2 separate regions of the Mus musculus genome follow, and region 1 is linked to region 2. The links are chromatin contacts, found by Hi-C or POLR2A ChIA-PET in ENCODE. All regions are on one chromosome and are shown on one strand. The core of a region is the stretch at or near the end of the contact, and the rest is flanking DNA. Distances in the headings are between cores, read along the strand shown.

What was found. A loop is a pair of places that touch in the nucleus more often than their neighbours do. ChIA-PET counts read pairs that join two places held with the same protein, here RNA polymerase II (POLR2A).
Region 1: a map of gastrocnemius shows a loop between it and region 2 (7-fold over the local background). The contact joins the enhancer-like site here to the promoter of Acvr1 in region 2. A Hi-C loop is called at or near these places in 8 of 37 maps with a recorded cell type or tissue (gastrocnemius, heart and left cerebral cortex). POLR2A ChIA-PET finds 5 or more read pairs at or near these places in 3 of 5 experiments (Patski and embryonic stem cell).

What each region holds. Positions count from the first base shown.
Region 1 is chr2:58,530,607-58,534,030 of GRCm38, forward strand. The region is part of intron 2 of Acvr1 (activin A receptor, type 1); the gene reads right to left. Among named protein-coding and RNA genes, the nearest start is that of Acvr1, 35 kb to the right of the region's middle. Within about 2 kb of position 1,831, at least 2 of the 3 ENCODE cell types and tissues checked have a DNase peak (open chromatin) inside an H3K27ac peak, as active enhancers do; they include gastrocnemius and heart, where a contact is called at or near this core.
Region 2 is chr2:58,564,779-58,568,137 of GRCm38, forward strand. It overlaps Acvr1 (activin A receptor, type 1), which reads right to left and starts at 2,050. Exons shown (of 12, transcript NM_007394.3): 1 at 2,009-2,050. It also overlaps a transcript of Upp2 not described here.

The DNA of each region.
Region 1 (3,424 bases), core at 581-3,080, 34 kb before region 2:
ACACTTTTCCAAGGATGCCTAACATAAAGGTCCTGTCTAAAAGAGCAGTTTGTTCACAGATCTTACTTTGCCATCTGTAGTCAAAAGATAAACAAAGCCATGCTTGGCAGTGCTAGCCCTCATGGTGGAGCCTGCGAGTGGCCTTTGGAAGAGAGGTTTACAGCCAGAAACCTTGGGATAGCTCATAGTCAGAAAGCAGTTCCCATGGAAGAAAGACGGGCTGCCTCTCAAAGTAGTCCTTAATTGTCTCTCCCTCTGTATCTAATCGCAGTCTCCTCCTGCCTGATATTTCCTGGGCATAAACAAATGAGCCTCATTACTAAGTGAGCATATCACCAGGTATTTTCCTCCAGATCAACCTGCCCTAGCGATAGCCAAAGGGTTCACCTGGTAAAGAGGACTTACCACCAAGCATGAGAATCAGAGTTCAATCCCTGGACACCACATGGTGGAAGGAGAGAACCAACTCTTACAAATTGTCTGCTGCCCTCCACAGGTGTGTCGTGATGTGTACATGTGCACACACACACACATGCACACATGTGCACACACGTCATAAGAATATTTACCAGAACAGAATTATCTCCCCCAGGGTGCTTAGGTATGTGCCCTGTTCTTCTCAACTGCTATCCTCTTGCAACAGAAAGGCTTAAACTCTTGGGTCCTAGGTCCCCATCCTCAGGCAGTATGCAGGGGGACATCCACCCTTCACTGGTGTCCACTGCAACTGTGTGTCAAAAATATCCAACTGTGGGCACAATGTTTTCCTTCCAGATTCCGCCATGACCATGAAGAGGAGACTCTGTGACTGGGGGGTTTGTTCGTGTTTCTTTTACCTACAAAATGAAGCTAAGGACACCAACATCCCAGTATTTTCAAAACAGAAAAGGGGCAAATTAACCTAGACTGGAAACCTACAGGCAACAGGTAGGTATTTAGTCACCTCTTTTGAAGAGATAGGGCTGCCTGTCCCCTCAACACAGAGCCCAGTGTGGAAGGTGCCTAAGGGAGGCTTCATGTGAGCCAAGACTAAGGATTGCAGAATGAGTGCCAATGAGACCAATGTTTGACATCATTCTATTATCTTCTAGAATGACACAAAAGGGTGGTTGGTTTTGGGGTTTTTTTGTTTTTAATTACTGCGTGCATGCGTGCGCTTGCGCACGCATGTATGTGTGTGTCTGTGTGTCTGTGTGTGTATGCACGCACACATCACATGTACCCAGGCCTGTGTGATACCACAACACACCTACAGAGGCCAGAGGACAACCTTTGTGGTCTGGTTCTCTGGTAAATGCCCAGAATCCATCTCAAGTAATCCGGCTTGGGGGTCAGCACCTTTAGCTATAAACCATCAGTGAGATATTTTTTGTACTGTGTGCTTTGAACAGGGAGATTCAACAATACCAGGAAGGGGACACAATGTAATGTGTTGTTGTGACTCTTCTATCAAGCTTTAAAGAGTGTGTGATTTTTTTAATAGCATTTATATCCATGTCTGTGGTTACAAAACTGAACTAACCCAGACAAACAGTTTTAAATCTGCCAACCAGCTTCATTCTATGAGTAACCATTAAGTTTTAAACAGATGTGGTTCAATTTCTGGAACAGTGAACATTAAGAGGGGCTCGTCGTGGAAATTGTGCAAAAAGAGGAGGAGGGAGAATGGAGGGGAAAGGACTGGGGAGGATAAAGAGTAAAGGAAGGAGGAGGAGGAGGAGGAGCAGGAGGAGGAGGGGGAGGGGAAAGGAACAATAGAACCGCCCCCTAGCCAATCAGTGATAGCGGCTGCTGGCTGGACATACTTCCTCCCTCTTTGCAGCTGTCGTCTCCCGCAGTTGGCACCAAGCGCTGCCAATCTGGGCCTGGCTTCCAGTGAGGCCAGCCTTGTTTTATTGGCTACTTAGGCAGTGCACACACCATTAATGGAGTTTTTATCTCCCCTTTTTCCTGTCAGTACAGAACCAGCCAGTCTGACTCTGTTATTATCATTAAGAAAGCTTTTTCTCCCTCCCCCAGACGCACACGCTCTTTAATCCAAACAACATCTGGGAAACTCTTGCTCTATCATGTAGGAAGGAAACAGATATAGAGGGAAAGGTGAAACAGCACAGCTCGAGACTCCACTGAACAACCAATAAATCCCCAACAGGCAAACTTCTCTTGAGCCACCCTGGACCTCTGTCTGAAACGCTGCTGGTGGTCTCAAAAATTCACTGGGACAAGCCAGTATCACGTTGAACTGTAACAAGGCTATTGCCATTTTGACATGTACCAGCATTTCTTTAAAAAACAAGCAAAAGGAAAATTAAAAAACAGAAGAAAGAAATGGTGAGAAAATGATATATTGGAAATATCTTTGCTAAGAAGTCCAATTTAAAAAAAAATGTTTAGAAGATTCTTTTTTAAAGTGTTTTTTTTTTTCCTCAGAAAGGGTAAATACAAGGACCGTCTATAAGACATCACAGTGAGTCCATCAGTAATGTAGGAACTCACAGGAAAACCTGGTGTCATTAAACCCAGATAATACATCCTTTTGCCATGGACCGCTGTCTCCTTCTCAGCTAAAGTGCCCTTCTCCTTAGATCACGCTTTGTACGGGAGAGCCCACAAAGCCAGCCACACTCCAGTTCACACTGGTGGAGGAGCTTGCCGCCACGCAGCCCTTGGTCCCTTCCCTTAGTCTTGCTGTCAGAAAAACATGCGTGCCCTGCCCTGTATGTACTGCCAGCTCAAACAGGGCTTCCGGGGACCCAAGAGTAGGTCCCTCCAACACTGACCTTAAGTAAACAGGACATAAAAATGTAAGAAGTCCAAGACACAGGTGCCAAGCCGTCCCTCCCGCCCACTCTACAGTGTCTCTACTGCTCTATGACCAGCCACGTAAGGTTAGAAGTGTTTGCTTGCCCAGAAATGCTCATTTACGCCCAAACTGAACATCAGAGTCTCGGCAAAAGTTAACCATTCGCTCTTCCTTTTTCTATTATTGTTTCCATTCAGGAGAAAAGAGGAAGGGAAAGTCACCGAGGGTCTGAGCTACAGGCTGGTGCTCCCTGGAAGCTGGGCCTAATGATAGTCTCCATAAGGTAACGTGATCCTCTCACAGTGGGAGACTTGAGTAAGGGCTGGCCTCTCTCTGCTCTCCACTTTCTATTGTCCCACCCTGCAGGGCCAGCTGTTTCTGACAGCCAAATTGCTGCATGCTAAGCAATGAATGCTGTCAGGGAAGGAATTTTCATCTCTATAATGCATAGGCCTCCGTAGACAAATTATACAGCTTATGGTGCTGGCTGCAGGAGGCTGCTCCAGGCTTGAAGTGCTGCCAAAACACAGCCTGTCCTCCACGATCCCCAGCCCCAAGGTGACAAGGCAGTCACCAGAAATGAATCTGAATGGCCACATAGAATTGGGACATATGTTTTTC
Region 2 (3,359 bases), core at 800-3,299:
TGGAGGGGAGGGCACTCATTACAATGCTATTAATCAAATTAAGTTCCTCCTCGCTCCTGAAACGCATTACACTCCTGAATGTGGCATCTTAACTCTGCATCCTTAATATTCTCTGTAATTACTTAGCAATTACAAGAAATTTATTCAGATTCAAGTGATCACTCTAGTCCAACATGCAGAAGTTGTAAGACTATTATCTCAATCAAGTTCGCTCTAAAACCACTCTCTGCTTGGAGCAGACCTCAGCCACACAGTTGAAGAGAGACCATGAGTCCAGCCCGTGCCCACGCTGGCCCTTGCTCTTTGCCGGCTAAAGCCAAGGTCTATCTCAACATCACTCATCACCTTTGAGGACTCCCATGTACAGTGGCAGCAGAGATGCTGCGTCCCATTACAAAGTGACAGCCACCCAAGGCACACGCTGCTCAGCTTCAGAACACTTCCATCCATTTGTCAACCCCAGGACAGAAAACAAAAGTAACCAAATCACAAAGGGAGGGAGCTGAGCTTAGAACGGTAATCCAGATCCTATGCAGACTTAAAATAACCTTGTGACTGCACTGTCCCCGAGAGTGGCATGGGTGAGGCCTGGGATTCATACTTAAGCAGTGTGCCAACTGTAGAGCTGCATGGCAAGGCACTGTCTGAGGTCAGCACAAGTCTAGTGTCTGCCGCCTGCCCGAGCCTGGGCCCCCGGCCAGCAACCCACCTCCAGAGACTAGTGCCAGGACATACTATAGTGTTTCCATTTAAGGCCTGCCACTTGGATGAGCCCATCTCTGAAGTTTCTTAACACCACCTTTCCAGGAAGAATTTTTTGGGGAAAAGGGAGGTGGTGTCTATTTTTTGCCACCGCCTTCCCTTGGGCTGTCAGAGCAGTCTGCCTCTCAAGAACTGGATCCTTTAAAATCACTGCGTTATGTTTCTATTTGAGGGATTTTTTTCAGAAATTATATATCTATGCAAACAAAAAACATATATATGTGTATGTATATATATATATATGCAATCGCATTAAACATGTATGGGACCAGAGACGTTTCCCATCATCTCACACCAATCGCACAAACCGCAAAGAAGAAAAGCCAATAAAGAGAGCAAATCCAATGCATTACCGTCCGTCTCTCTCCAAACACCAAATTAATGGCAACTTTTTAACCAACACACTTTTCTTCTGCAACAAAAATGGGTGTTTTCTTGCCCAAGTACCTTCCTCCATAGCTCCTCTGCCGTGCAAGGTACGTTCAGATCTCCAGGGGAAGAGGGAGGTAGGGAAGGGTGGGAGACGTAACTGGCACAAACTGGACAGAGCCAAGCCAGTCTCTGAACCAGACAGAAGTCCATGCACGTAGTGAACCCACAGGCCCACAATTCTCCCCAGCGCGCCCAAGGTTCTAGCCTCACTGTTTTGGTTAGTGTCGAAGGAAGGGTTTTAAACTTGGCAAAGTACTATGCAACATCTGTAACCACATCTGCCTTCTGGGGATCGGAAGATGAATCCCACATTCCTGGCTTTGAAGCTTTTTGAAACTGCAGCTAGGAAGGACAGAGGGAGGGAGGGAGTTGAACAGAGTTTATTGGCTGTCTCTCCAGCAGAAAATTCCTCTTGGAAGAGATGGATATTTTGTGGGTGGGGGTGACTGGCCAATCTCTTTAGTCTGCCAAGCTCAGCTTAGAAGGTGAGCCCGGGGCCGTGAGGCCAGATCGATTTATAAGTCCGAGGCGCACACCCTGCAGGAGTTCATCCAACGCACACCCGAACCCCCTACTCCAAGCCTCTGTCCACCCCGGATCCCACCGGCAGCCAAGGCCCTAAGCAAGTCGGTTTCGTTCCGCCGCGGCTTCCCCCCACGTCGAGAGGGCACGCAGCTTGCCGGAGAAAGAATGAAAGCGAGGGGGAGGCACCGAGACGCCCACCCTCCACCTCCGATCCCGGTCTCGCCTCCAGCTAAGCTCCCTCCTCCCTCGGTCCCCAGCTCCGGCGGCGTGGCCGGCGACCTGCTCTCACCTCTGGTCCAGCGGCGGTCGGGTGCTGAACCCGGGGAGGCGGAGAGCTCGAGGCGACCGGGAGCTGCAAGGCGGCGCGGGAGGGCGCGGGGCGGGGCGGGGCGCTGCAGCCGGCGTGGAGCCCGGAACTCCGCGGGCCGCGGGCGGGTGGCCCGGGCGGCGGCGGCGGAGTGCAGCGCGGCGCGGCACGGCGCGGCGCGGGGCGGGAGGCTGGCGGCCACGGGGCCGGGGCGCAGGCTGGCGGCAGGCACCGGGCTGGAGCCGGGGAGACGGCTGTCGCGGGGCGGGAGGCGGAGGGCGGGGAGGAGGGCGGAGGAAACTTGCGGCGGCGCGGGGCTCGGCTGGGGGCGGCGGGGAGCCGGCGGCGGCAAAGTTCCCCCAGCGCTTGGGGGCGGCGGCGGCGGCGGCGGCGACCGGGAGCTGGAGCGGGAGGAGCGGGAGGAGGAGGAGGAGGAAGTGGCTGCGGAGCGCTCGGCCAATGAGTGTCTGGAGCTGTGATTAACCAGGCAGCAACACATCATTTCCTCCCGGCGCGGATCCAGGGAGCCGGGAGGGAGAGGGCCGGCGGCGGGGCGGGGCGCTCCTCGCGCCCCCTGCAGGCGCCCGGCCCCAGGGATTCCGCCCGCCTAGCCATGCTCGCCCGCCGCCCCCGACCCCCGACCCTTCGGGCCGCCCGGGCTGTGGGCTGCTGCGAGCCGGGCTGGCGGGACGCGGGGGAGGCGCGCGGCACGGGGAGCGGCCAGGTAGGCGCGGGCGGGGCCGTCTGGACAGCTCCCGGGGCGCGGGGCGGGCGGACAGCAGGCAGCCGAGCCGGGAACTGCGGGGGCTCCTGCACTCATCTCCAGCCCTGCGTGTCAGGCACAGGGGTGGATACTCAATGCTCCGCCTCAGCCAGGCCATCGTTGCCTTGTCTTCTGATCCCCTTCCACTATGCTCATTTCCTCGCAGGGTCTAGGGTTATGCAAGCGTTTGCCATTTTCGCAGTCGGCTTCCTTGGTAATAAAAATAAGCAAGTCTGGGGGGTGGGGGGGGGGGGGGCTTCTGCAAAAATCCCGCCCTGTCCTAGGCGCCACGGGAGCTTACAGTAGGAAGGAAGGAACATTCTCCGCCGCAGAGAGGCTGACAACTTTGGTCCTTAGAAACACAAAAACACCCCAGTGTGCTAATATTATCTGGAGCATCAAAAAAGGCATGCAAGGATCAAATTTTGCATGGTGCCCGCTTAGTGTTTGGAAGCAGCAAGCCATTTTCTCTGCCCTCTAGAAGCTTATAATGCACAGTCCTATCACAAAGCAAGAGTAAAATCATGACACCAATAAATGGGGAAAACATAAAGTATTTTTTATCCCTAC